Regions from separate parts of the Homo sapiens genome. Here region 2 is linked to region 1. The links are chromatin loops, found by intact Hi-C in ENCODE. Cell type or tissue: endothelial cell of umbilical vein. All regions are shown on one strand. Each heading gives the region's core, and the rest is flanking DNA. Links, peaks and the distances in the headings are about the cores only. Region 1 has its middle 120 kb from the start of MIR1973. Region 2 overlaps LOC105377384 (a long non-coding RNA gene).

Region 1 (15,695 bases), core at 2,499-10,498:
GATACCCCAAATTATGCACATAAAACATTAAATATTCATGATACAGTAAATATGCAAGCCACATGAGTCATTCAGTATCACGGAGTTTTTAACCAGCCACCCATTAGTGATGCCCCATCGTCATTCGTTTGTCCTTTGCCATATAGTACCCGTAACTGTTTATCTGGCCAATTCGTAAGGCTCAGCTACAGGCATGCACCTTCCTGAGTGTCTTCAAAAGAACAAGAGTGTTATGGTTACAGGCCCCTCTATCTGCTGACTTCCTTTTTTTATACCTTAACTCTGGTTCTTGTATCCCTGCCATCAGTAGGAAAACCTGATGAAGCAGAAAGAGATAGGATATATGTACATTGCATAAAACAAGACTCAAGTAGCTTGGTCATTCTACTCTGCTTGCATGCTATCCTAAGTGTGTAACCCTACCTTCTTCTCTTTCCCCTTGATTCTTACGGTGTGTTTGCAATAAATTCGATAAACCATGAGATTAATTTATTTCAATTTTCTCAGTGAGTCTGTTCTGTGACTTTAGCAATACACTTGTATCAATTTTTCACACTTCCACAAGGATAGAATGCAATTATATAGGCATTCCAATTAAATTAGTAAGAGGATGAATTTGTGCTCTAAAAAATATTCTCTAAAATGAAAGCAATATCCAAGATGAAGAAATCTAATTTAGAAGGACTATCAAACAACACACCCACAGTTTATATTAAGAAGTTAAATATTCAGACCCAAACTCAATTTAGATTTAATAAGCCTCCCTAAAAAGGTCTTGAAATCTAAAAGAAAAAGCCCAAGTCTAAAGAAGATAACTTTGATATTGTTGGAAACTTTAACAAATGACAAATGACAGAATATAACAGAAAAAAGATAAAATATCAAATGCCCAAGTATGAGGAAATGACCCCAGAAATTATTTTCAATAGAAAGAAACTCAAAGCCAAGGCAGATAGCTTAGACATTATATAATGATGTCTCATCAAAGAATAGGGCAAAAAATTAAGATACAATAGCCCAGCTCGGGAAAACAGAATACATAAATTTGTATTTGCTTCTCCCTTCTCAGTCGCTACCCAGAGGATAACAAAGTGAGCATTATGATCTGCTGATGTTTATTTACAAATCCTAAGAAAGTGCTGGTGACCATTGAACTTTAAATTCAGGAACTAGGAACTACATCAGGTCAAAATTTCTATAAATGAATTAGAGTGTGTAACTAAAACTAGGAAAAAGTAATGAATGGATAGAGCTAATTAGAAAACACTCTATTCAGAGCCACTCTTCTACAGGCTGCAGGCAGTAAACGTTGGTGGCAACTGCACCATGCCATCTCCACTAGTGCACAGAGTGCAGAGCTGTGGGTGCATGGCTGCCTCCACTTAGATTTCAAAAAATGTCCCAGACAGCCTCAGGGCCCAGGCAGAGAGCTGCCACAGGGGCAGGGCCACTTTAGAGAACTCCCACTAGGGAAATGTCTAGTGGAGGTTTGGGAGCAGGTCTACCCTCAAGACCCTCACCTGTGTTAAATTCCAGCCAAGGAGAGCCATAGACTTCGTGTCACCACTGTGCCTGGGACCACTGGAACCACACGTGGGACAGTTGAATATTGGTGTGCCAGAAAGCAGGGAGCAGAGATTTGTGGTGGTACAGGAAAGGGAGGAGAGTGTGGAGGCCAGTAGGGGCCTCAGGTCTCTCTTGATATTTTTCTGTCCCCCAGGCCTTGGAATTCTAGACCTATGATAGAAGTGACAGACCTGATGCTCTCCAAAATGAGTTTGAGGTCATTCCTCCATTGTCTTGATGAATAGCACCTGTCTTCATCCATAGGAAGGACTGCTTGTCCATGCCCTTGGTGTAATCTTGTAAACAGCCTTTCTCATTCTTTGCAACATGGGGAGACTGTGGTTTTTCCAAATCTTTCAATTCTGCTTCCTTTTTATCAATTTCATGTTTACATTTTTTTCTCTCGTCTGGTATTTTATTATAAGTAGTCAAGCGAAGCCAAGCTGCTCCTTCAACATTTTGCTTAGAAATTCTTTTGTCAAATATCCCATTTCACCTCTCACAAGTTTCACCTTCCACAAAACACTAGGACACGAGCACAATTCAGCCTAGTTCTTTGCCACTTTATAACAAGGATTACCTTTCCTCCAGTTTTCAATAACTTGCTCCTTACTTTTTATCTGAGCTTCATCAGAATGGAAATACTGTCCATATTTCTATCAACATTCTATTCACGCTATCTTAGAAAACATCTAAGAAGACTGAGGCTTTCTCTCTAACTTTTCTCTTCTTCTGAGCCCTCACCAGAATTACTCCTAATGCTCCCCCATTTATGGCAATGTGGGCTTTTTCCTAGCATGTACTTCCAAAGTCTATCCATTACCCAGTTTCAAAGTCCCTTCCATATTTTTAGGTATTTGTTCCAGCATCAGCCTCACTTCTGGTAGCAATTTCTTTCTTAGATTATTCAGGCTGCTTTAACAAAATACCTTGGATTGGATAATTTACAAACTACAGAGATTAATTGTTCACACTTCTGGAGGCTGGAAAGGCAAAGGTCAAGGTGCCAGCAGATTCAATGTCTGGTGAAGGCTCACTCTCTTCCTCACAGATGGTACCTTCTTGCTGTATCTTCACATGGTAGAAGGGGCAAACAAGTTCCCTTGGGTGGGCCTCTTTTATAAGGCACTTATCCCACCTACCTCATGACCTGATCACCTCCCAAAGGCCTCACCTCTTAACACTATTCCACTGAGGATTAGATATCAAATATGAATTTTGGGAGAACCAAAACATTCAGAGCACAGCAAATAGTGTATCAAATTAGTATTCCCAAAAACTGAATCAAATATTACATAAAAGAGGTAGCAGTGAAATAGGTACTTTAATAAAATATGGTTATACATTTAAAATATATAACCCTAATATCCTTTCCATAATATATAAATAATTTTAATCACTCTAATTTCTAATTTCACAATGCATGCAATCTCAAGAGCTAATTCCTTTAAAAATCAGGTGAATTATTTTAGATTAATGCATAACTAAAGCTTAGATCCACATATCTGTTGGCAAATAAATAAAACATCTTAAGAGATTTTAATATGTCAATCACCAGGCTTTACAGTACTGCATATCTACTTTCAAGTAGCATTTAAGCTACAATTTTTTTTCTGGTTTTGGTTAATATTTGTCATCTACATTTCTCTAACTTTTACAATACATATTTTAAAAAGTTAAGCAGAGTGAAAAATAATGTCAATAATAATAATTATAGTGTCTAGTACTTTTCATAACTTGGCTATAAAAGCATTTTCATATGCATCATCTCATTGGATTATCACCAAAAATGAATATTATTATCATAGATATACAAAGAAGTGAGGCAAATATAATTTTATGATTACATGAAAGTAATAAAGCCATTAAATTACAGAGCTGGAATTTTCTTCAAGATATTTTAACTTCAGTTGAAAAGCTATTTTCCACAGTTCACCTACTTCATAGGGAAAAATGAGAAGAATCCCACTCATAGTAATATTTGTCACTGTAATGATATAAAATTTGTTACAGAATCAAAAGTTGTTAGAACTTTTATATTATTTATACTTTCTGAAATATTTTCATTCATATGCCCTGTGAACTTGTTCCTTCTAAGTTACAATAGTTTATAATCCTTTTCAAAATCACTTTTTATTTATAGAATTCCGTTTCTTCAAGTACATTATCTTTTCAGAACTAAATCATGTAACATATTATAATAACTAATCCATACAGTAAATTATTAATGTTATTATTTTTGTTAATTTATACTTATGCTTCATTCCTTGTAGGCTTTCTTCCTTCATTTTTTGATTGTATGTAGTGAAAAATTTCTGCTTATTGTCCCAATAATTTAATTCTCCTTCCTTCCTTCCTTCCTGATTTCCTTCCTTCCTTCCTTCCTGCCTTCCTTCTTTCCTTCCTTCCTTCCTTCCTTCCTTCCCTCCTTCCTTTTATAACTTATTTCTCTAACAGATGCATACCTGACTGGTATTTTTTTCATTCTCTATTCCTTATAAATCATTCTCCAGTTTCTTACTTACTAAAATTCTAAAGCCCTCACTTCATCTTATAACTTGGGTAACTACTTGTTAAAACTTTCCCTAGACTGACATTCAGAATCTGCAAAACTCTGAATGAGCCTTTACTATTTAATCTTATCTGCATGCCATAATACTTCTGCTTAAGTCTTAAGGCACCATATGTTCACTTAACCCTACATGTGTTATGCTTAAGCTCCACAGCAGGTGTTTATACATTACTGTCCTCTTAACTAAGCACATCACATCCATATTTCGGATAAAGTTGGTGAAACTTTCAATAATGGTCCCAGCCATCTTTTATTTTGCCTACTCTCAACCCCTGAAACAATTATTTTGAAACGTAAATCACCTAATCCCTTCATGGTTACCTAGCTTCTGTGTGTGGATTTTATATAATTCAGAATTGCATTAGGACAATAGTAATATGTCTTATGAGTCTTGTTTACCTGAGATGTGTCGTTTAATTTAAAAAGAGATCATCCGCATCAGTCAACTAGGATTTGTTTTAAAAATAAGTATGCCTAGCTTTTTCCTACTTTCAATCTACTGATTTAGAGTTTTTGGGTTATCTTGACTAGAAATCTACATTTTTAACGTGTGTACTCAGGTGATTTTTACATACATTGAGTTGTGAGGACTACTGGTATTATGGAGAATGATGTTGGAATTAACAGCTGTGAAGACTTTACTTCTCTGTAAGCTTGAGTGTTTTCTGCTGTGTAAAACATATATAATAGCTATTGCACTGGTTGGGTGTGATAAATGTGTGTAGGCTAACATAAAGCTCCTGCACATAACAAGTTCTCAAAAGGTATTTTTTGTTGTTGCTGTTTTTGAGATGGAGTCTCACTCTGTTGCCAGGCTGGAGTGCAGTGGCGCAATCTCGGCTCACTGCAACCTCCATCTGCTGGGTTCAAGTGATTCTCATGCCTCAGCCTCCCGAGTAGCTGGGATTACAGGCATGCGCCACCACACCTAGCTAATTTTTGTATTTTTAGTATAGATGGGGTTTCACCATGTTGGGCAGGATGGTCTCGTTCTCCTGACCTTGTGATCTGCCCACCTCGGCCTCCCAAAGTGCTGGGATTACAGGCTTGAGCCACCGTGCCCAGTCGGCATTTGGTCGTTTGTGTATTTAACCAGAATACTGCCAAAATTCATCCACTACTTATATAAACTTTTCATACAAAAAGATCAACAATTTTATTTGAAAAGTCTTGATGTAAATACATAATTTTTATTACATTTATATCCAAGTGTTATAGATTGTTCTATGCCCTGCAAAATGATACATTGAAGTCAGGACTCACAGTAGCCCAGAACATGACCTTGATTAAAAATTGTGTCATTATAGGTATAGCTAGTTAAGATGAAGTCATACTGAGCTAGGTTAGACCTTTAAATTAGTATATCTGATGTCCTTATAAGAGAGGAGAAAGTCCAGTGAAAAGCCAGATACAAGAGAGATATGAGGGCACACAGGGAGAAAATAGTTATATAACAACTGTGGCAGAGGTTGGAGCATTGCTGCCATAGCCAAGGAATGCCTGGGGCTCGCAGAAGCTGGATAGGCTAAAAAGAATCTTCCTTTACAGGTTTCTGAGGGAAAATGGCTCTGCCAAAAACTTGGTTCTTCTAGAATCAAGACTTTTAACCTCTAGAACTATAGAGAACTAATCTCTGTAGTTTTAGTCCACCCAGTTTATAGTACTTTGTTATGGAAGCCCAAGGAAAATAATACACTAGGAATAGGGAGATAGGTTTTATTCAAGTGATTTTTTCATTCTTTCTTATATTTTGTATTTAATTTTTTAAAATTTGTGTCAATATATTACTTAACATTTTAAATTTTAATTTTTATTACTGTACATTATTTTCATAATAATCATTCTAATTTTATACTTCAAAATTTTATCAATGAGGTATATTTGGACCATATCTTAGAACATATTATCATTCATCTATGACACAACAGAATATGAAGTCAAGAGAAAATTTGGTGTTACAATTGAAAAAAAATTTGTCATTTTCCAGTTTGAAATTCAATAGAAAAATCATGTTTCTGTTATAAAAGATTCTCCAATTTACTCTTCTAAAAACTTTATTTTCCCCTTTTAAGCTGTGTCCTGCAATTTGCCTTTGAATCATCATAAAGCACATAATGTAATATTGTTTTGTTCTTTGTCACTTTAAAAAAATGTGTTCGTGTTAAATGAGTTTTATTGGCAGTGATAGATGGGAGGATTTTGATCAGTAAAACATCACTGAGAAAGCAAAATTTTCTGAACCATATTTTATTTTTTGTAGAAAACATTACTCTAAACACTGGCCTAATTCAATATATGTTGAATGAAAACATGTAACAATTAATTAACAGATTAATTAACTGATTGGTTAACATGTGAAGGGGAATAGGAAGGGAAATGCGTCAAGGACAAGGTTGGTTTAGGAGTTTAGAACGATAGGAAGGAGGATGCATATTGTGAAAGCCGTGAGGAGACCATTTTAATTATAGAGACTATATTGAGGGTAAGAATGATTACACAAATTCAAGTATTAAGAGAAAGTTAGCATCTGGACATGAATAAAAAATGATTTAAAACTATAAGCAGCATGTTTAATTTATTAAGCCTTACTGGCTGCAAATGTTATATTGCATTTCTATTGGCCTTACAAAAACAATTGTAAGATAATGCCTCCAAATTAGTTACAATTTCCAGAATAACATAGCCAACTGAAAAAATAAGCAAACGAAGGAAGTAATATAACCCCTGCAATACTGCACAGTGAAATAGAAAAGGTGAACTGTCTGCCAGAGTCAAATGGGGAGCTAAAATAACAGAGGAATGTTCTACAGAAAAGTCACAGGATTTGGTAAAAGATTGCTTAAGGACTGTTTTAAGCCATGGGCTATCTGTCTCCAGAATCCTGGTAACAGAAAATACTTGACTATAGAATGTAAACAGTCTACTGTTTGGAGTGTGAGAAGAGCAAATGACTGTAACTCTTCGGGAGGAGGAAGACAGGAAAAGCAAGCAATAATATCTATTCATATTCCTAGGCAGTCTTGCTGTTTCTGAAATACTGAGAAAAATGTAGAAGGGGTACAATATGTTCATAAAATATATCTTTATTAATTATACCACCACAAAAGAGAAAGTAGTGATGCATCTTTTACCCCAATCATGAAAAAACAAAACAAAAAACAAGAATATCTGTTGCAAGGGCACCATCTGCTGGAAGATCAGTAAACAAACATAAACCAGCTCAGAGGACAGTGATCTGTTCACAAAATTATAATGCCAATGTCCTCCATCTAATCGAAACTGCAGGCTATTAAAATATATATGTAAATGTTTAATGATCCTCTGAGGAAGAAATAATAACAAGACAGCTCATTGCATAATGAGAAAGTATAATAAAATCTATGAAGTAATGAGATTGAGTCTCTTGTTAGATACTTTAGTTGCAATTTGCTTTCCGAAGAATGATATTTTTACACAAAATAAACATACATACTAATACAACTGACTATAATATTGTATCTAATTGTATCTCAACAAATATGTTTGACAGTCTATACAAACTTTGGTAATTAAATTTCTATTTTGTGGTACAAAATGGGCTGTATACTCTTTCATAACAGATTTTACACATATTTTCTTTGATTATATACATACATATAGAGATAGAGAGAAAAGTAATTTTAAAAAAATGTAATCAGACACAGGATTATATTTCTAGATTTTCATAATTTTATCTCATAAGGTTTTGCAAGCTCTCATTTTTCATTCCTTTCACAGCCTTGCTGACACCCATACATCTAAATTTTGTTTCCTCCTTATATCCAGAATTGAACTATTCAAGGATAATTTTTCCCATAATATTGGCTTTCTAGTGTTTAGATATGCTTCTCCCACCTGTAGTTAAAATAATGGTTCCACTTCCTGTTTTCAACCCTCTGAAATCTTCACTTTTTATTTCCAGATCTGGGTAGTCTTTCCTCCCATGCAAGCCCCTATGTGTCCCTCCTATCACACTCTCTTTCATCTACCACACACTTTACATTCTGACCTATAAAAAAGGAAGGAAATCATTCGTCAGAATTTCCCTTGAGTATAGAAATATTGTATTTATTTATTTGTTTAATTTATTTGTTTTTGAGACAGGATTTTGCTCTTCTTGCCCAGGCTGTGCAATCCAGGTTGTGCAGTGGCATGATCACAGCTCATTGCAGCCTCAGCACAGCTCATTGCAGCCTCGGCCTCATGGGATCAAACGATCCTCCACTACAGCCTCCCAAGTGGCTGGGACCAAATGCATGTGCCACATGCTTAGATATGGTTTTTTTTCTTTCTTTCTTTCTTTTCTTTTTTTTTTTAAGAGACAAAGTCTCCCTATGTTGCACAGGCTACTTTTGAACTGCTGAGCTCAAGGAATCCTCCTGCCTCAGCTTCCTAAATTGCTGGGATTACAGGTGTGAGCCAGCACACCTAGCCATTTTGTGTTTAGAACAAATATTCAATAAGTTCAGTATTTTGGAGGTGAAGACACAGAGAATACGCACCACTAAACATTATTAAAAATGTGCTTTCTAAAACATGTGGACACTGTTGTTTATATGATTATTTGGTTTTGCTGACCAACAATATGAGCCTTTGGATATGCATTATAAGAAACAAGAGCAGAGTTAAACTTATTTTTAAAAAGTATTTCTTTTTAGAGATAGGATCTCACTCTGTTGCCCAGGCTGGAGTGCGGTGGCATAATCACAGCTCACTGCAGCTTCAAACTGCCTGGGCTCAAGCAGTCCTCCCACCTCAGCCTCCCAAGTGGCTGTGACTACAGGCATGTGCCACAATGCCCAGTTGAGTTCAACTTATTTTTAAAGTACAGCAGAGCAAAGCCTGTCTTAGACGCTGTATGACCATGAAGGGATTTTGGAAAAGATAAATAACTACTACTAATTTTGGAATTTATCTGCTGTAGAGAGGGCTATATTAAAACAAACAAACAAACAAACAAAAAACACCTCCTTTCTCTTTGCTATGTAATCTATCTTTCTTTCTTTCTTTTTTTTTTTTTTTTTGAGACGGAGTCCGCTCTGTTGCCCAGGCTTGAGTGCAGTGGCGTGATTTCAGCTCACTGCAAGCTCCACCTCCCAGGTTACGCCATTCTCCTGCCTCAGCCTCCTGAGTAGCTGGGACTACAGGCGCCTGCCACCTCGCCTGGCTAATTATTTTTTGTATTTTTAGTAGCGACGGGGTTTCACTGTGTTAGCCAGGATGATCTCAATCTCCTGACCTCGTGAACTGCCCACCTCGGCGTCCCAAAGTGCTGGGATTACAGTCGTTTGCTATGTAATCTTATGATGAAAAATCTAAATTGCTTAGTAAACATGTTATATGATGATATTATATGGAAGACTCAAAAAAGTGCTATTTCTGCACCAAGGTTAGTATAGGTCATAAAGACAGAAAATAATATGCTCTAATAGGCCTTGTCCTGATTGCTAAAGAGCAAACACTTGGCGAGTTCACAATATAAAGTGAGAGTCTCAAAGACACATTCCCTAACCTACGTCAAATGGTTTAATTTTATTTAATCCTCTTTTCTGAATACAGCCTTTTCTGAAGTTAATGAATTGGTTTTACTTCATGAAAATAGAATTGTGTAACCAACACAATGTTGAAAATGTAAAAATCTACTTATCATCCACACACACATACAAAAACACACATTTTATGCTTAATTATTAATTTTCATTACTTTAAAAAATGTTCAGTTTTTGTTCCACTAAAGACTGACATGCCTCACCCATTGGTAGAATTCAATCATTCATTCATTTAAAAAAATATTGAGCATTGCCAGCTCAGTAGACACTGAGTTGACTTGATTATACTGGATAAGCATTAATACATACACAAGTTCTAAAATATTTGCTGATAAATATAATTAATGCCAGAAAGGAAAACAATAAAAGATTCTCTGAGAGTAGGAAGTCACACAAAACTTATGGATGGGATGAGTAGGTTCTTCCTAAACTTCATCTTAAAGAAGAGAAACTTGAAGGGAGGCTAAAAGATTGATGTGGAAGATCATTTTCAAAAAAAGCTGCAATGACGCCTCTAATCCGTTTGTATACATCTTTTTGTGCTGTGACTTTGCCACTACTTCCCCTATTGATGAGTGGGGTTGATTTCCGCATCTTCCAAGTCTGGATTGGCATATGACTTGCTTTTGCCAGTGGGGCAATAACAAAAATGGCCACAAGCAGAGATTTGAAAAGTGCTTACAGGAGAAGTGCCAGACGCTAATAAAACCATTTCATGAAAACTCACTCACTATCATGAGAACAGCATGTGGAAAACCACTCCCAGGATCCAGTCACCTCCCTCCCTTGACATGTGGAGATTACAATTCGAAATGAGATTTGGATGGGGTCACAGAGCCAAACTGTGTCACCCAGATATGTAAGTGAGTTAGTGGGAGATCATTCAGGCCCAGCTAAGACAATGCAAAACAAAACAACCTCTTAGCCCTTCCACAGAATCACAGAAACATTAGAAACAATAATTTGTAGTTTTGTACTACTGTGTTTGGGGCCATTTATTTAATAGTAACAGCTAACTGAAAAAATTGTGCAGAAGCAAGAAAAACAGCACTAAATATTCTGAGCTGAAGGACTAGCATGCAGCAACTCTAAAGTCTAACTGGGGGTTTTCAATAATATAAAAAGTGCTGCATATAGCAATGGGGAAAGGATTCCCTATTTGATAAATGGTGCTCGGAGAATTGGCTAGCCATATGCAGGAAATTGAAATTGGATCTCTGCCTTACACTTCATATAAAAATTAGGTCAAGATCAATTAAAGACTTAAATGTAAAACCCAAAACTATAAAAACCCTCGAAGAAAATCTAGGCAATACCATTCAGGACATAGGCACAGGCAAAGATTTCATGACGAAACAAGGACCAATAAGGTTTGAGAGTTAAACAGAATTCTAGGTAATATTACTCCCAACTAGCCATTTATAAAAAAGGTTAAGCTTATAGAAACTGGAATGAGAAATTTTTGCAATCTTAAATTGGGATGTGATAAGATTTGTCAGTTTTGCAGAATCAATTGACATGGAGAGGTCAAGATTAAAATGAAGGACAAAGGATGCTCTTGTTTCAATATAGGTGAAGCATAATTGCAGTTTGAAGGATGATAGCAGTGGCATGAGTGCATATACACTTTAAACCTCTTTCTTTCCCTTTGCTGAAGATATGAATATTTTTAAATAATCTTCAAAGTTGAAGAACATAACTAATCTGTTGTCACTGAAATACTATGGTATTTTCTATTGAACTAATGGTGTTAAATTTTAGAATGATAGCATTCTGCCTTATTCCAGTAGTTACAGAGTTGTTTGCAAGTAACCTGACAGTTTTCAATTATTTTACTTTAATGTACCTATTTGTCAAAACTCTCCCCTATAATAGATCTGGTTCCCTCTGCACAAGGTGTGAAATGGTCTGGAGATCAGAATGTACAACCAAGTAAAAAGCCTGCTGACAAAAGAGCATAGTGCTGGGGAATGAGATAAACTTTTTGAGATCTCTGCACTCTTAGTCTCACAGAAAAAGAGTGAACCTACTCATACACCCAATACATTGCTGCTACAATCAGCATTTGAGAAATCTATTGCACAAAAGCCATCTATAATCAAGGAACTCATACAGACCCAAGGCCCCCTGAAAGGATCTGGAATAAAAGCCAAGCAATAATACACAACATACATTACAGTCACACCATGAAAAGGAAAAAACATAGTCCTACTGAAATGAGAGTAAAATCAAAAATAAGAAGTGACAGCTTCTCCAGATGAGAAGGAATCAGCACAAGAACTATATCAGCACTCACACACGCATACAAAACAGTGTTTTGACATCCTACAGGATCACACTAGCTCCTTAGCAATGGATCCTAACCAAAGTGAAAATTCTGAAATGACAGATAAATAATTCAAAATACAGATTATAAGGAAGTTCAACGAGATCCAAGAGAAAGTTGAAAACAAACACACACACAAAACAAAACAAAAAAACCTCATAATATGAATACAATATTTACTAAATAAATAGATTTTTTTTAAAAAACAACAACTTCTGGGAAAGAAAAATTCATTGAGTAAATTAACAAAAAATAGTTGCAAACTTTAACGATACCAAGGAGAAGAAAGAATATCAGAGCTTGAAGACCGATCCTTTGAATTAACCCAGTCAGATTACATATATATATGTGTATATATATGAATTAAGAAATGAACACAAACTTCAAGAAGTATAGAATTGTGTAAAGTGACCAAACCTAAAAGTTATAATCACTTCTAATGGAGAAAAAGAAAAATTAAAAAACTTTGAAAATGTATTTGATGGAACAATTCAGGAAGATATCCCAGGTCTAGATAGAGAATTAGACAGAGAGAGAAAAGCAGCACAGAGAATGCCTGACAGATACTCTGAAGAGAAAACTCAGCAAGGCATATAGTCAGACTATCCAAAGTAAACATAAAGGAAAAAAATCTTTAAGCAGCAAAAGAGAACCATCTAATTACTTATAAAGGAAGTCTCCTCAGACTAAAAGTGGACTTCTCAGCAGAAACCTTACAAACCATTAGAAAATGAGGGCCTATTTTCAGTCTACTTAAAGGAAAAAATAAATGCCATCTGAGAATTTTATATCTTGCCAAACTAAGCCTAATAAATAAAGGAGGAATAAAGTATCTCCCAGACAAGCCAAAACTAAGGGAATTCACCAACAAGAAATGATCAAAGGAGTTCTACACATGAAAATGAAAGGAAGATACTTGCCATCATAAAAGCACATGAAAGTACAAAGCTCCTATAAATAAATTACACAATTAAGACTACAAAGCAACAGGTAACAATTAACATTATGACAGAAACAAAACTTCACATATCAATATTAACCTGGAAGATAAATAGTCTAAGTAGTGCACTTAAATGATATAAATTGCCAAATTGGATTTACAACACAAGATCCAACCATTTGTGGCCTACAAGAAACTTTACTAATCAGTAAAGATTCTTAAGATAAAGAGGTAGAAAAAGATATACCACACACATTATTTTAAAAAAGCAGGATTAGCTATACATATATCAGATTAATCATACTTTAAATCATCAGTGAAAAAAGACAAAGAAGGTCGCTGGAAAATAATAAAGGATTCAATTCAAGAAGATACAATAACCATAAGTATATATGTAGCCAACACTAGCACACAAAGATTCATAAAATAATACTACTAGACCTAATAAAAGAGACAGAAAACGGTAAAATAATATTGGGGAACTTCAACACCCCACTGACAGCACTAGAAAGATCATCATCACTGAACATCAACAAAGAAACCTTGGAATTAAATTGGACTCTAAGACAAATGCACCTAAGAGGCATTTACATCATATAATGTATACTCTGTGATTGTTTTTCTACCCAACAATCATACAATATACATTTTTCTCATCTGTGCATGGAACATTCTTTGAAATAGACCATATTCTTGGAGATAAAGCATGCCTCATTATATTTAAAACAATTGAAATTATACCAAGCATCTTCTTTAACCACAGTGGAATAAAATTAGAAATTAATACCCAGAGGAACTCTCAAACAAATATATGGAAATCAAACAACTTACTCTTGAATGATCTTTGGGTAAACAATAAGATTAATGCAGTAATAATTTAAAAAAAAAATGAGAATAGAGACACAACATATTAAAAAAAAAACCTCTAGGATACAAAAAAAGTGGTGTTAATAGAAAAGTTTGTAATATTAAATGCCTGTATCAGAAAGCTAGAAAAATCTATAATTAAAAACCAAATGTTGCACCACAAGGAACTGGAAAAACAAGAATAAACCAAACCATTAAAAACAAAAACTTATGATCAAAGCAATAGATGCAGAAAAAACATTTAAAAAGTCCATCATACTTTCATTATCAAAACCCTCAACAAATTAAGCATCAAGGTACATCCCTCAAAATAATAACAGCCATATAAAACAAACCCACAGCCAACATTATCCTGAATGAGGAAAAGTTGAAAGCATTTCTCATAAGAACTTGAACAAGCCAAGAATACCCACTCTCACCCTTCCTATGCAACACAGTACTGGAAGTCCTAGCCAGAGTAATCAAACAGAAGAAAGAGTTAAAAGGCATCCAAATTGGAAAAGAGGCAGTCAAACTATATTTGCTCACTGATGGTGTGATCTTATACCTAGAAAACCCTAAAGACTCTTCTGAAAGACTCTTAGACTTGATAACTTACTTAAGTAAAGTTTCAGGTTATAAAATCAATGTAAAAAAGTTAATAGCATTTCTCTATACCAATAATGTTCAAGCTGAAAACCAAATCAAGAACTCGATCCTATTTACACTAGCCACAAAAAAAAAAATACTTATGAATACATTTAACCAAGAATGTGAAAAATCTCTACAAGGATAACTATAAAACACTGATTAAAGAAATCATAGATGATACAAACAAATCATAGATGGGTACACTAGAAAAACATTCCATGCTCTTGAATTGGAAAAATCAATATTAAAATGGCAATATTACCCAAAGCAATATAGAAATTTAGCACAATTCCTTTAAAATTATTGTCATTTTTCACAGAATTAGAAATAAGAAACCTAAAATTTATATTAAAATTTTTAAAAAGCCCCTATAGCGAAAGTAATCTTAGGCAAAAGGCACAAAGTTAGAGGCATTACATTACCTGACTTCAAATTATACTACAAGGCAATGGTAACCAAAACAGCATGGTACTGTTACAAAAATAGACAGATTAATCAAAGGAACAGAATACAAAACCCAGATATAAAGCCATATACCTATAAGCAACTGATCTGTGACAAAGTCAACAAAAATATACAATGGAGAAATGATATTTTATTCAGTAAAGGTGTTGAGAAAATTGGATAGCCACACACAAAAAAATGAGTCTGAACCCATATCTTCCACATCTGTAAAATTTAACCGAAGGTACATATATAAAAATTACATATATAAAAATTAATCGAAGGTACATTAGAGACTTCAATGTAAGACCTGAAACTACAAAAATACTAGAAGAAAGGCTAGGAAAAACTCATCTGGACATTCGCCTCAGAAAGAATTTATGACTAAAATCTCAAAACCAAATGCAACAAAAGCAAAAATAGACAAATAGGACTTAATTAAACTAAAAAACTTTTGCACAACAAAAAAAATAATCAATAGACTAAACTGACAATTTACGGAAGGAGAGAAAATACTTGCAAACTATTCATCTGATAAAGGACTAATATCTCAAATGTACAAGGAACTCTAGTTAATGACAATTTAAGGACCCCAAATGAACCTATTAAAAAGTGGGCAGCCAAACATGGTGGCTTATGCCTGTAATCCCAGCACTTTGGGAGGCTGAGGTGGGTGGATCACCTGAGGTCAGGAGTTCGAGACCAGCCTGGTCAACATGATGAAACCTCATCTCTACTTAAAATACAAAAATCAGCCTTGCGTGGTGTCAGGTGCCTATAATC
Region 2 (15,695 bases), core at 5,243-13,242, 180 kb before region 1:
CTATGGAAACAGTTCTTAGCATTTCCTCTTCACATTGATTTATTTGCTTTATACTTATATTTTCTTGTCATTATTTCTCAAGTTAGTTCACAGTTTTTGGCCATTGAAAATGGGAGTAAATGTTTGAAAATCTTCATATTTTTATACATTTATATTAAGTACATATTGAGAAATTAGACATTTCTAAATACAGACTACTTCCAGCACTAGTATTAGAAGCTTAATCAATGAACATGCTGGGAAATTAAATGTTACAGTTTAATTTATTGCAGTCAGTGACAAATGGCTTCCTAATTCAGTCCTTACGTAATTGTCTTTATTGTTACTTTGTTAATATGCTGTGGCATAATTTAGTTATCTTGTTTTCTTTTTTTTAAGACAGTATCTCACTCTGTTGCCCAGGCTGGAGCGCAGAGGTGTGATCATAGCTCACTGTAGTCTGTAACTCCTGAGCTCAAGCAGTCTTGCCACCTCAGCCTCCAGGCACTGTCATCACTCCCAGCTATTTTTTTTGTTTGTTTTGTAATTTTTAGTAGAGACAAGGTCTTGCTATGGTTCCCAGGCTGGTCTCAAACTCTTGAGCTCAAACAATCTTTCTGTCACAGCCTCTGAAAGTCTTAGGATCACAGGCATGAGCCACTATGCCAGGCCAATTTATCTTTCTTATGAGTAAAAAGTAAAATCATTTAGTAATGAAACTAGGTTTGCTTTTTATTACTTGAACCATTTACAAGTAATGATGTCTTAAAAATTATATATCTTATTCTCAATCATAAAATTATGCTATTTTGTCATAAAAGTGATACATTTCCTTAAAGAAGCATCCAAATCATGACTATATTCCAATATGTATCCCTTGAACAAACAAGTGAAAAGATCTATCTATATACCTGGCATAAATAAATACTCACTCTTTATTAAATGAGGTTATTTTCTGCTACTTAGTCACCATGAATCAAGTTTTCAACATACAATTCATGCATTCAGGATCCAAATGAATCTTTTTAAAGCGGTATCATTACAAATCAAATAATTAGCAAAACGAAATAAATGTATGTAACACAGTATTTCAAGTCTTATCAGAAATCTCTGGCATTTTTTTACCTATGTACCACGCATATGCCAAAAATCTGTTTCTTACAATGCAGTTCACCAGTTTAATTCTTTGTAAAGCTTTTTCTGTTTGACTGTCCATGTGATGCTTACCCAGTGTATAACTTTGATAATATGTTGTATCCAAAAATATCAGTGATTTTAAAAAGTGTTGCTAGCTGGGCACAGTGGCTCATGTCTGTAATCCCAGCACTTTGGGAGGCCGAGGCGGGTGGATCATGAGGTAAGGAGTTCAAGACCAGCCTGGCCAGCATGGTGAAACCCTGTCTCTACTAAGAATACAAAAAATTAACTGGGCATGGAGGTGTGTGCCTGTAATCCCAGCTACTCAGGAGGCTGAGGCGGGAGAATTGTTTGAACCTGGGAGGTGGAAGTTGCAGTGAGCTGAGATCGTGCCACTGCACTCCGGCCTGGGGGACAGACAAGAGTGAGACTCCGTCTCAAATAAAAAAGAAAAAGAAAAAAAAAGTGTTGCTAGTAACTCAATCTCTTTGCCAAACTCTCATACGTACAATGAATTTTATAGCTAAATTTATATGTCACATAACAGAGCTCCAAAATATATAAAGTAAAAATTACTATTAATCACACAAGAAATACTTGAAAGAAACAATTGTAATAAGAAACTTTACATATTGCTATGATTTTAAGAAAGGTTACTTATAACTAAGATTGTTTTCTTTTATACTTACACGTATAGCTCACCCATAACTGACTTTACATTTCACTAAGACAATTTTATACAGTTGAGGGAATCTAATTTCCTTATGCTTAAGATTTCATAACCTGAGAAAAGGTTAAATGTCATTTTAATTTACATAGGATCATTGTATTCCTATTTTCTAGTGGTCAGCTATGAAGGCATTGAAGCCATCCCCTACTCCTGCCTGATTCTGCTCTATTTTACTGCTATGTTGTATCTTTCTTATTTAAAGAAAATCTTTTTAATTTCAGCTTTAAGCTACACAGACTACACTGCATTATTTGTAATACATTTCTACTGTCACTCAGAAAGACTATTGAGATATTCAGTAAAATAGAGTTTCTTTTAAAGTCAGATTTACAGTAATATAAATACAAATTACTAAGTTCATTAAAAGTAATCACTGGTATAGTTTTATAAGGAAGTTGAAAAGCTAACAACATTTCAAAATTAAGCATTTCTAGTTATTAGTTCAGTTGCTTCAAGAAGCACATGGCAAATAAAGGTCAATATTTTCACTAATGAACAGCCTTCAAAAGCTAGAGAGTAATAATTTTTAAAATATATTCTTAGGATGTTCTGCTCTACAAGCAAATTTATGATGAAATAAACATAAAAACAATAAAGTAAAATATTCAAAAATAAACTTTGGTCTAATACATTTTCTTGGTTTTGAGACTCTGAAATTTTTCTGTGTGAAGAAATCACAGGACAAAAAAACCTTTTTCTGGGGGTATAGTGCAGAATAATCACTTAGTAATGTTCTTTTAAGTTGAGATTTATTTATTCCTTTGTGCAGTAAGGATACACGAGTAAGGGCAAAGCCTCAAAATTGGGACCAAGAAAATAGAGATAAAGGAGAGAGCACTGCTCTCAGGAAACGAAGGCACAGGCCATCCTAGGATCCTAAGACTGGACCAGTACCCCTGGGACTAAGAAGGGAGGGCAGTATCATCTTGGCACTCAGGTATCCAGACACTCCAAGCTCCATACAAGCTAGGGCAGTAAGACTAATTTAACAACCCACCTCTTGGTGACTTTTTGGACCTTGAATGTTGTCTGCCTTCATGAGGGTGAATTCAGGACCGAGAAAGTGAGAGCCTATGCTGAAGCAGGTTTGAGGGCAGTACAGAAGCAAGGATTCACACAAACCAAACACATTTTCTCTTTTCCACTATTAAAACCCCTTGGTTTCAGAGTAGATTGCTTTACTTTAAATTTATTGTAATGTATCTTTTCATTGAGACAATAGAACACATGCCATCTTAGCATTTTTCTTTCCTTAGAAACAAATGCTATACTAAAAAATAGTTTTGTTCAAAATCAGCAATGCTTATAGCTTTAATTTTAGGATTCTTTACATTTACATCTTAAGCGTAATAACACATCTATATGTATCACAGTTTTCAGCTTTAAAGAAATATTTTGTATCTATGGATAGAACCTCAAAAATGTCCTAAGAGACTTACAATTTTATTTTCCTACTTGACAGAAGAATACCAGCATCATGACTAATCAATTAAGATATAGTACACTTCCATTCACCTTAATGTCATGGTCAAGACATATATATAATATGCTTTGTTGGTATGAAAAAGATAAACAATTGTCTTCTATAGATAAGGAAAGTGAGGAACTAGAGCTTAAGGCTTTTACCCAAAGTACACTTCCGGTAAATGTCAGAATTGTCATTAGACTCTGCTGTGTTTACTGCTACACTACCCAAAGTCTCTATTCTAAGTCTCAGTTTCTTTTCCTGTAAAATGAGGAAAAATAGTACCTACGTAATAAAGTTTAGTGAAAGTTAAATAATAAGTAGTGTATTTGGAAAAGTATTTCATAAACGTCAACTACCATTAATATTAGTGTTAATAATATGCTATGTTTTCACTAATACTAAAGAGATTACCCTTAAAACAAAAGTACAATGGTTGGAAAAAACACATTAGGCAATCAATGGTACGTTTGCATGAGGGCTTATCAAACGCATGGGATAACTTTTTTATGAATAAGCATAAATAATTTGTTTTTTCACATATATCATTTAATTGAAGAGATAATGCTCATTGGTTAAACAACAACTCTACCAGCACATTGTTCATGATCATATCAAAGGTTTTTGCAAATGCTCCAATGATATTTAGAAAAATAATTAAGACTGGAAGAAAAACACATACTGTTTCATATATTTGACTAATATTAAACTAATCTTTTTTTTCCTTTATTTTTAACAGCTTCATTTAGGCATAATTGATATACAGAGAGCTGCATATACTTAAAGTGTACAGGGCATAAAGTTTCAGTTATGTTATTTCTAGAAATGAACTTTACAACGTAGAGCCTATAGTTAACAATATGATACTTTGCACTTATTAAATTTATTAAGAGGGCAGATTTTATGTTAAGTGTTCTTTTCACAGAAAATTTTAAACTAATCTTATGTAATAGTCTATATAATTGCATATGTCTGAAGGTTACTTTTGAGGTGATCAGCTCTGAATACACTGATGCTACTTTTGAGAAACTAAAGTCTATCCTGCAACACATTTTCAGTAATGTTTCCAAACAAGACAAACAAACTAGGACCTGATCATTACATGTCCTCATCATTACGAGAAGATATTATTATATGATAAGGATAGAAATATTGATATGTTGATATAAATAGTATATCTATTATTTCTAAAACCACTTTTGAAATTAATTGTAATTAATATTTATGTGCTTTTAAAACTACTTTTGAAAGTAAATGAATATCTTTTAGGATGAAGAACGAGGTCACATCCTTTGCAGGAATATGGATGGAGCTGGAGGCCATTATCCATTGCAAACTAATGCAGAAACAGAACACTTAAGACCGAATGTCCTCACTTGTAAGTGGAAGCTAAATGAGAACACATGGATGACAGAATGGAACAACACACACTAGGGCCTGTCTGAGGGTGGAAGGTGGGAGGAGGAAAAGGATTAGGAAAAATAACTAATGGGTACTAGGCTCAATAACTGGGTGATACAATAATCTGTACCACAAATTTCCATGAGACAAGTTTACCTATGTAACAAACCTGCACATACACCCTGGAACTTAAAGTTAAAATAATAAAAATAGTTTAAAATATTGGAGAAAAAAAAGCATGAAAACTTGTTCATAATGTTGTTAAGCTTCCTTTGATTGCCGTTACCAATGATATATAAGATACAGCTATATTATTGCTGGACTGAGTCTGCTCTATGCTTATCTCTATGGATACCTTAAATTCTCTTGGTTAAGATAAGGCCAGGCTGGGCACGGTGGCTCACGCCTATAATCCCAGCACTTTGGAGGGCCAAGACAGGTGAATAGCTTGAGCCCAGGAATTCGAGACCAGACTGGGCAACATGTTGAAACCCTATCTCTACAAAAAAACACACAAAAAAATTTATCTGGGCTTGGTTGTGCATGCCTGGAGTCACGGCTACTCAGAAGGCTGAGGCAGATGGATGGATTGAGCCTGGGAGATCGAGGCTGCAATGAGCAGTGATCATGCCACTGTACTGCACAGAAGCCTGGGTGACAGCAAGATCCTGTAAAAAATAAAAATAAAAAATAATAAGGCTAAATATAAAGTAATAAAGTTGCTGGGGTATTCTGGACCAGCTGGATTAGGGATGTGTACATTGATGACTTACACCTGGTGCAACTGAGCCTGGTTTGGCTACCTGACCAGTGGGACCTAAAACACCTTGATAGGAACTTTTGCCCATGTTCCCCTGAACTCAAGATACTTTGCAGAGGATTTGCAACCACAAAATTAATACATTCTAGACCACTAAGAAAGAAGCGGAAGGAGCAGCCACTGGATGTCTTTTGGGTCCTCATGCTTGCCTGCACTTTCTTTCTCCTGCTCTTTGGTATTAATTACATTAAGGCCTTACAGGAGTGCAAACTGTGAGTCCTTTTAAGTCCCTTTAATTATTCAAACTTGTGAAATTGTTGCAATTTAGTTCTCCAATTATCTGCTACCTCGAAACCAAAGGGGATACATATCTTTTGCAGAGGAAAGAAAATTGAGGTTGTGAGTGGTTATAGGAAGGTTTAAAAAGCAAGGGTTGTGTCAGCCTTTGGAATCCTACCAAATTCATTGCACTCCCCAGCCTTCCATTTAGAGTCTTATTTTATTTTCTTGCCCTACTTTTCTATTGCCTACTGGAACTATAATTTATCCAAGATAATTCACTTAGGGAAGACATTCCTCTTTGATGCCTGGTTATTCATGGCTTATTTTGTCTTAATCTACTTTTTTTCTTTTTCTAATGAAATTTTCCAGCCCATTACCTAGCTGATTGCTGTGGAAGGTAAACTGCTATAGCCTCTATGGTAAATAATTTGGCATTTTCTTAAAATGTTAAACTTATTGCTATTCTGAGATTCAGCAGTTTGACTGCTATGTGTTTACTTAGGAGATTTTTAAAAACCTACATTCATAAAAGACCTGTATATATTCATAACAATCTTACCTATATTAACCTCAAATTGGAAGCAATCCAAATGTTCATGAACAGGGTTACAGATAAACAAATTGTAATGTACTTACACAATGAGATGCTTCTCAACAATTAAAATGTGCTGGTAAATGCAATAGGTAAATGAGTGAGAGAAGTCAGCCACCCAAGATTACATATTATGTTATTCCATTTACCAAGTTCTTGATTAGTTATAATTAATCTATGGTGAGAGATACAGTGAAAAAAACACCCAGATTAGAATATAGGGAAATCTGCCTGGAAATAAACACTGGGTGTCACTCCAAGTGTCAGGCTCCAGCCCAAGCTGAGGACTGAGGGAAGTGGGTGGACAAGTGACAGGCAGCTGAAAGAACACTCAAGCAATCATAGGGAGTTTTGACATGGCTTTATTCTCTCTCTGGGCACAAGCAAGCCAGCCATATGTACAGCATCAGTAGGGTAGCTGTACCTTTTACAGACAATAGTGACTCTGAGCCAAGCATGAGCTCATGTGAGTGGTTACCTAATGCACCTCAGATGGTATGGTTACATAATGTGCCTCATGTGGCATGGTTACATAAAGAGCAGAGTCGTGTGCCTGTGTTCCGAACCCGCTGAGACATGCTGCACTGGAAGGCTGCCTTGGCAGACTCCTGACTAAAGCACAGCCATTTCCCTTATACTCCACCACCTCAGCTGAGGGCATCCTCCAGGCAGGGACATGTGCCCATAAGGCAGAGCCCCGAATTCATAACCCACAACAACAACACAGAGAGCAACAGCTCACTACTAGGATCCCAGCTATGCTACTTGTGACTATTAGGGCCCAGCAAGAGCCAGAGCCTAGAGATGCCCACCATCTCTGCAGGGGGTAATCTTGCAGATTAAGGCTTTTGACCACCTTAATCTCCTGTGAGACCCTTTGCAGGGCTGCTGTTATGTTCTGCCCATTGTCAGGAATAAAGGTGCAACATTGTGTTCCTAAAAGGGCACAGGTGCCTCCTTGGGCAGCAGTTACTATGTGTAAGGCCATTCAGTTTTGTAACACCATTTTTCTCATCTGATCAACCTCATCCATTAACAGCAAGAGGGCTACTTAGGTGTAATTCAGAGCCCAAGCGGTGTGCTCTGCAAGAGAGGTAACTTGTGCTTCTACAGTTAGGACACCGGCTCCAGGGATAGTCATTTCTAAGGGGTAGAACCACCAGGGGGCTCATCACACTTGCAAAAACCAAGAGCGTACCACCTCCCAGTTATGTGAGTGTCTGGGCAATGTGGGGAGAACAGTGGCACGTACATAAGACCACCCCCATGTACAACAGCCAGTCCAGTTCACTGGTAAGACCACCCTGTGTACCCACAGACTCATAAACTCCCAGGGGGCACAAAGTCCATCAGAGCCTGACCGTGGTGGGGCTGCTTGCTATACCATACCTTCAGTGTGGTGACATGTGTTATGTTTGCACAGGTCGTAAGGGGCATCCATCCCACAGTGGCGGTACCCTAATGCTGTTCTATGCACCATGTTGCTTGGGTCAGGGGTACTACATGTTCCCCCACTAGCCAGTCCCACCCATCATAAACACTATGGGCCAGCCAGGAGGTGGGTGTACCATGGGTCTTGCAGTGTCCTTTGTCCAAGGCTAGCCATGTTGCGTTCCAGGCATCGGTCATGGGACCCCAAATCTCCAGCCATGTTCAGTTCTCTGCAGACCCTGAATGTATGTGCTGAGGCAAGCCATCTGCAGCTGCTGCTGGAAGGGCAATGCAGATCCAACTGTTGGAAACATTGGTTACCTCAGTGTAGTCGAGGGCCCAGCCCACAATGCAATCGGAGCATGTTAACCAATGGTCAAAATGACAGAGCAGGCACAGGTACTAACAGAGGTAAATCACATCCCTCAGGCAAAATACAGGCTAACCTTTCATCCTGGATAAGAATGCAGCCACCAAAGGTTTCTGCACTGGGCGATGGTAGCACATTTTCTCGGCTCCCCATGATTACTTTGGGTCCTGTATATATGCCAAAGTCACAGGAAAGCTCATAATAGGACATGCAGACAGTACATATGTCCCCTGGAGAAGGGTTCCCCCCCGACTGTTCCCCTATGAACAGTCAACTGTGAGGGACATGTATTGAACACCCAAGGAGTTTCATGCAAGTCATACTGTAGGCCCTCTACCCAGGGAGCTTTGATGGCCAGCTACCAGGAGTGGGGGGCTTTGGTCCATGTGGTCCATGGTCACAGCCAAGTTTTCTGTTCTCTTGCCTACCATTCATCTCCACACCTGGTTGTGGGAGGTCATCCTTCCTCCCATAAGTTTTGCCACATAGCTTGGCCCCACATGGACCAGTGACCAAGTGGCCACTTCTGTATTTTCCAGGTAGGTAACCACAAGGTTAAGCCTCAAGAGACCACCCAGCTATTGGTACAGATTGTCATAGGTGTCACCTCCTTAGTGATCACCATCCACACTGATCTAACTTCAGCCCATTGGCTACTTTGCCCATACTCAGTTTCAAACCGTATGGTGTCAATATTAGGTTGGACTGCAACAGTTTTCCAGGAAGCAGTAGTATCTTGGCTAGACCCATCTGTGTACCATGACCCACTGGCAATAGGGGGGCTCCCTTCCTTAAATGGTGCTGGCTTGGGGTCTAGGGGTGCCTCAGGCCCCATGGCCTTATCTTGCATTAGGACTACAGGTCCCAAGACCTCTTGCAGCTCTGCTTCTAAGGGACTCATACTCAGAGTACTCCGCTGCTCAAAGTACGTGTCCCACTTTGCTAAGGTGGATGTCTGCGCTGTCCCAGTCCAAGGGGTCATTGCCCATGAATGCACCCATCCCACTATAGAGTATGTTGTCCGCATGACAACTGTAGCCTATCTTGTCATGCTCTCATGAGGCTGAAGGGCGGCATATACAGCTGCTGTTTCTCTGTCAAGAAATACCGGAGCTCAGCTGCTTTCCAAAGTTGGGACCAAAAATCTACTGGCATTCTAAAGGGCTCCGTGCACTGCGAGGGGCCCCAGCCAAAACCATCTGTGGTCACATGCACATGCAGCTCAAATGGGTGCCCCTGGTCAACTTCCTGTAGGGCTTGTGCCTGCTGAATAGCCCAGCTGGCTGCTAGGAAGGAGGTCCCAGCCGCACCATTCCAATCCCAGGAAAGAGGAGCATTGCCATTTCTAAATCTGCAAAATAATCAGAAGTTAACATAATATCACCCATGACATATAGAGACCATGACATATAGTGAGGCTATGCATATAGCCCTGCGGCAACACTGTGAAAGTCCATTGTCATCGTTCCATGAAGGAAAGCTATTTCTGGCTCTCTAGAGCAATGTCAATTGAGAAGAATGCATTGGCCACTATGTGGCCACTATTGTTCCACTATAGTGGTACTGTTCCAATTTCATCATAAAGTGGTCCATCAAGTCCGTGATAAATGGGTCAGCTGCCAAGCCATGTAGAATGTCCACCCATAGAATGTATCTGTGCTAGTGTCTACCAGTGCCAGCACTTGCCGTATGTTGGTGGGGGACAAGTGGATTGCTAATTTCACATGTGGCCTCCAGTCGTCCGGTGTTTTTCTAAGCTGGTCACCTTGGCCAGTTCCTTAATCAAATAGAAAAAGCTCTACACCCGCGCCCAGCTGCAGCAAATAATCTTTGAACTGGAACTCCCGGGAGGGACCTGGTCATGCAGCATTACCCTTCTCCTGAATGACTTGCACCAAGTCTGTATACGACTGCCATCTACTGACAGTTTTGAGTATTTCACCGGCATCGTTCACAGTTCCTGTGGTTGCCCATAGCCTCTCAGTCAGGGTGTGGTCACCTTGCCCTTGTTCCAGCCAGCTACTTACTTGCAGCCACTGACGAAAGAAGGGATGAGTTGTGATAGAGGCCAGCTTTTCCATCTCAGAGGTGGAACAGCATATACAATCTGCCCCCTCGTTTCACAGACAAAGCATCCAGGTGGGCAGGGGTTTCCTGGACGCTGGTAACACTGTTTCTTTAATTCCCACACCTCCCCGCGGGACCCCTTAGGGACTAAGCAGGCAATTCCTGCAGCACAGTCACAAATGCCCAACCAACTGCTGGCAAAGGCTGGCTCCTTCTCGATGCTCTGTGCTTCCAGCTGCTTCAGTGCCTTCTCCATGCTTGTGGGGGACCCACCTACCACCACCCAGGTTTCCACCAGAGCCCATCCAAGCAGCACAGATGCTTGTAAGCACAGCCTATCCAAGTACCACAATCCATGTTGTGGCCACATGGCTGACCTGGAATCAACAGGGGCCAAAGGCTCACTCACTTTGGCATCCTGTCGACTATGTCAAGTGTCACACCAAGTGTCAGATTCCAACCCAAGCTGAGGACCGAAGGGAGTGGGTAGACAAGTGGCAGACAGCTGAAAGAACACTTGAGGAATTGTAAGAAGTTTCAACATGGCTTTGTTCTCTCTCTGGGAGCAAGCAAGCCATCCGTATGTACAGCATCAGCAGGGTAGTTATACCTTTTACAGACAATAGTGGCTCCGAGCCAAGTGCGAGGTCATGTGAGTGGTTACATAATGCGCCTCACATGGAGTGGTTACATAATGTGCAGAGTTGTGCACCTGTGCTCCAAACCTGCTGAGTCATGCCACATCAGAAGCCTGCCTTGGCCTACTCCTGACTAAAGTGCAGCCATTTCCCTTACACTGGGGAACTTTAGTGATGAAATGTTCTCCATCATTCTTTGCTTTATTTTTTTCTTTTGTAAGTTTCACATTTCCATGGAATTAGCAAAATTCATCAAATAGAACACTTAGAACTGTGTGTTTTCTTTTTTGTATACTTTGAGTTTCCATTTTAGCATTTTATTTTTTATCGTATATAAATTGCACCTGAACTTTTAAAAAAATAATAAGAATGAAATAAAGCAAGCAGAGAACCAAAAGTAAGGGGTTATAGTAACCTATTTTACTTCCCACCACAACAAAAATTAAAGGAAATTAAAAGGATTTTTTTCAGTGTTACTAGATGTGGTTTGACCTATATTTGAGTGCTCTAGATTACTGAGGTTAGGAATATTTGTACTACAATTATGTAAAAAAGTGTGTATGGAGGAGACAGAATAGCCAACCAACATTTGGATGGCATCATGTTTTAATATCTTTGTTTAATATGATTCAAAGCATCATACATAATTGCAAACAATATTCCTTTTAAGGATGAAACTATCTGCAGATATATCTGTTTTAAGCAATTAGTGCACAAACCAATGTCAATTGAGAAATTTGAAATTAGGTCAACTATTTTTGTTGCTTGATTCCAAGCAACCAATTTTACTTAATTTTACATAAATTTGTTTGCTATTTGTCACACTCTACAAACATTTGCTTTTAATTCTATTATCTAGAAGAAAAAAACTAAGAATGGGAAATATTTTTAAAAAATGAAGGCTTGCTATGATTCTACAGAAAACTCCTCTCAAATTATAGATTCTTTTTGTAAAAGAAAGTCTCAAACACAGAGTAATAATAATATAGAACTATATTTCCTATAATTCACAACTAGTTGACTTGTGCTAAGTTGTATTCTTTTCACCTTCTCTAGTATTAAAGAATTCACTTCAGGATTAATTGTCTCCTCATTCCTTCTAAGAAGTTATGTTCTGAATAAAAGTGACTGCCTGGGCAGGCTGAAAGGTGGATTTTAGAAAGCTGACTCAAGGATTCTGGGAATATTTATGAAAATATGTATTCTAACATAGGAGTTAAAAGCATTCAGAGTCTCAAAAACGTTGGTTTCTATGAAAATAATATTTTTGGTAATTTTTACAGTGATATTTCATATCCACATTACTCATTCACTGCCTGTAGAAAGATCTGAGGGTATTGCTCTTTGCAATTTATCAACAGCCCAATGTTTCTGAAGACTTACAAATAATTTATTTTTCTTTACCAATTGGTAAAGCTATAGGTGAGGAAGAATAGTCAAAAGGTATTTAGGAAAAGCACTCCCATTATATACTTAAGAGATGAAACCAATCTACTCTGAGCCAAAGAAAGCAAAAAATAAATAAATAAAAGAAACACAGAAATGTTAAGCATTTCTGCAATGACTTAACATTTTTTTAAAGTCTGAGCTTTTTCATACCCTCACATCTCAAACAGAAGAATGATTTCTTCTCATAATTACTTAATAATTGAATTCTAATAGTGGTATAATATTATCCAGAACATAAGGATTAATTGTCATATAAAAGATAGCTCGCTTCACTAAATGGGCTATGTAACTAACCCAAGGTCACTCCTTATCAACATCCTTACACACATACACACATACACACACAAACACACACACTTTCACATATTCATGAACACTCTTACACACACTCATACACACGAATGTAAACACACAAGTCTCAGGAATTTCTCAAGATACTGGCCATCACTTTTTATCAGTTTATATTATTTGTAGCATACTTAATAAAAACTTAAATGTATTAGATACATTTAATAATTATTAAATAAGTGCAGGTAAAATATCTCATAATATTTTTCAATATAAAATTTGTATTAGAAACTGCATCTGGTTCCTCCAAAACTAGAACTAGTGTGCTGTTTTTTGTTGTTGCTAAATGAATATAACACAATTTTGGAATTTGCACTCCTAAGTTTATAAGCACTCCAAATTCATTTAGTGAAGTGTCGCTGTTAATAAATACATATATATTTACATACACCAACACAAAATCCAGGTCAGAAAATGCAATAGATAGGGCAGAATTTTTTAAAACACTTTATTTTTTATCTTTTTGTCCTGTGGATATTAGCCAATAACAGTTTTTAATAGATGCCATAATAGATTTTGACCTCATTTGTGTTCAATAAGTACTTGTTGAATCAATTAACAACGGTAGGAGGCAAAAACTAGTTTTGTGAAAGTTTGTTTTTGAAAGCAATATTCAGAAGTATTTTTGTGGAAGAGAAAAATATTTCACTATTCTTTTCAGCTATAAAGATCAAGCACCAGGCCGGGTGCAGTGGCTCACGCCTGTAATCCTAGCACTTTGGGAGGCCAAGGTGGGCGGATCACGAGGTCAGGAGATTGAGATCATCCTAGGTAACACGGTGAAACCCCATTTCTACTAAAAATACAAAAAATTAGCCAGACATGGTGGCGGGCCCCTGTAGTCCCAGCTACTCGGGAGGCTGAGGCAGGAGAATGGCATGAACCCGTAAGGCGGAGCTTGCAGTTAGCCGAGATCGCGCCACTGCACTCCAGCCTGGGCAACAGAGCGAGACTCCATCTCAAAATAAATAAATAAATAAACAATCAAGCACCAATTAACCACAAGCCAAGGGGTTGAAGGGAAAAAAAATGTGGTTTCTGTAACAGAGGTGGGTATAAGTATAATAAAAATGTATAAAGAGTGATTTACAATTATAACAGACCAGAGAACTTTACATCTTCATCTTAGCAAATCTCAGATTTTAATATAATTATTGATTGGCTTTTCTAATATTATTACTATTTCAGCTTGCAAGATCAATGTACACAGGATAATTATATTCAAAACACAGAACAATGCTAGAGATCACATAGTTTTAAACATCTTCAATTGTATGATATTAATCTGTAGTCTTAGGATTTCTGTCTAGACCTTTCAAGAAGACAATGAACATTTTACCCTCCTTGTACTATGGAAATTTTCAGTATTTGTTTCTAATAAAATGTTTACTAACTCAAAAAATGTCATTAGGCAGACAGAAATCCCATTTTTTTCTACATGTAACAAATATTTGAAAATCAGCAACAAAAATGTAGTTATTAATACTAATCTGAATACTAGATCATATGCCATATGTTTTCACAATAACATAAAATTGCAATTAAATATTTGATTAAAATTTAATAAAAGACACAATTATTGGCTCACTTTGCTAAATCTAAAAAAAAGAGGTTGAATAGATGCAGTTGACTTACTGTCTAAACAAAATTCTCTCAAAATTCTTGCAACATGTTTTCGAGTTAACTACAGAGAAATAGCAATAATTCATCTTGAGGAAGCAATTGACATTTAACTAACATCCTTTACATGCAAATTAAAACTTATCTGAGCAAGCTAATTGGCAGTGTTTCTAGAGTGCTTTTGTTGATTTAACTAACAACTGTAATTGAGTATTTCATGAGTTTTAGCTGTATAGAGTAACAACAAAAAGCTTTATACTGTAACCATGTTATATAATAGATACCTAGAATAATATTTTTGAATAGGCATATACTGCTCTTATCCAAATTCACAAATGATTTCACGTTATACCAAGACTGTTCATCATCTTGAACTCATATAAAGACATTAAGGCTGGAAAAACATACAAAGGTTAATTTAAAAATAACTTTACTTCTATGTGAACACTGAAGCAGTCGCTAAATGTATTTTATATTCAGAGTCTATGGAAAAGCTAATACGTTTTTGGTCAGTACTTATACAGCCAAGCTATTTAATCTATAAACACAAGACACTAGTATCTCAAAGAACGGCAACGTAGAGCTAAGACATTTTAGCCTAGAGACAGCTATTGAGACCAAAAACTTCAGCACCTATCTCCATGGGTCATTTCCATTAGAGTGGAGTTTAAATCTCCTAACCTCTCATACAGCATCAGCATCTGCAAAATAAAAGCTCCATTTTAATAATAAAGATGATGAAAAGGAGAGAAAATAAATTATTTGATGATTACATCCATAATTGAGAATTATTTGTTTTCTAAAAATGAAAATTGCCAAGAGAGCATAAACTTTCTTGAACATCTTAAAATTTTTGCTAAGTATTATGCATTTATTTTTCATTTTTTTAAACTGGGAATTTAAAACTGATCTTAACATAGTTACAATTGTTTGATATTTTTCTAAGTCTATTGTTTACGTATTATTAGAATGTCATTTTTCTGGTTGATGGCTCTTGCTTTCCTGCTAGTAAAAATGTAATTTAAAAGACTTATTCCTATTAAATTGGTACATTGATAACTTGAGTGAATTTAACTTAAATATGTAGCAGTTTTTAAACATAACCTGTTAGAATTTCAATAAGAACAAAGCATTTAAGTCAGAAACTATAAGAAATTTTTTATTTCAAAAATGGGAATCAAATGGAAATAATGTAATTCTACTGGATTTATGTTAATTATCACCTGATACTGTATAGAACATTTAATTTTTCCCACTGGAGAAGTGAAAATAAGTTGCTAATTCCCTATACACTGAATACTGATATAAAATTACATATACCAAACTGAAAATGTGTTAATCTTCAGAAATTTAGTAAGATAAGAAAAAAACACTTTAACCCAAAACTGAAAATAACAATTCATGAAAGAAATGCTTGGGCTTTTAT

Evidence for each region. Hi-C counts contacts between places; a loop is a spot of excess contacts. Peaks named below come from ENCODE experiments on the same cell type or tissue, not always from the same donor. Only the 100,000 strongest peaks of a DNase experiment are listed, where the experiment ranks them.
Region 2: a loop joins it to region 1, with 7 times the contacts of the local background. A loop is called at or near these places in 7 of 110 quality-filtered maps.

What each region holds. Positions count from the first base shown.
Region 1 is chr4:116,171,879-116,187,573 of GRCh38, reverse strand. No RefSeq gene overlaps it. Among named protein-coding and RNA genes, the nearest start is that of MIR1973, 120 kb to the left of the region's middle. In endothelial cell of umbilical vein, for the core only: a CTCF peak has its summit at 7,321 (motif pointing left); no DNase peak of the experiment used is centred there.
Region 2 is chr4:116,353,155-116,368,849 of GRCh38, reverse strand. LOC105377384 (a long non-coding RNA gene) reads right to left here. Exons shown (of 3, transcript XR_939097.3): 3 at 13,670-14,970. Among named protein-coding and RNA genes, the nearest start is that of MIR1973, 61 kb to the right of the region's middle. In endothelial cell of umbilical vein, for the core only: a CTCF peak has its summit at 10,068 (motif pointing left); DNase peaks (open chromatin) are centred at 10,079 and 10,879; H3K27ac peaks cover 358 bases.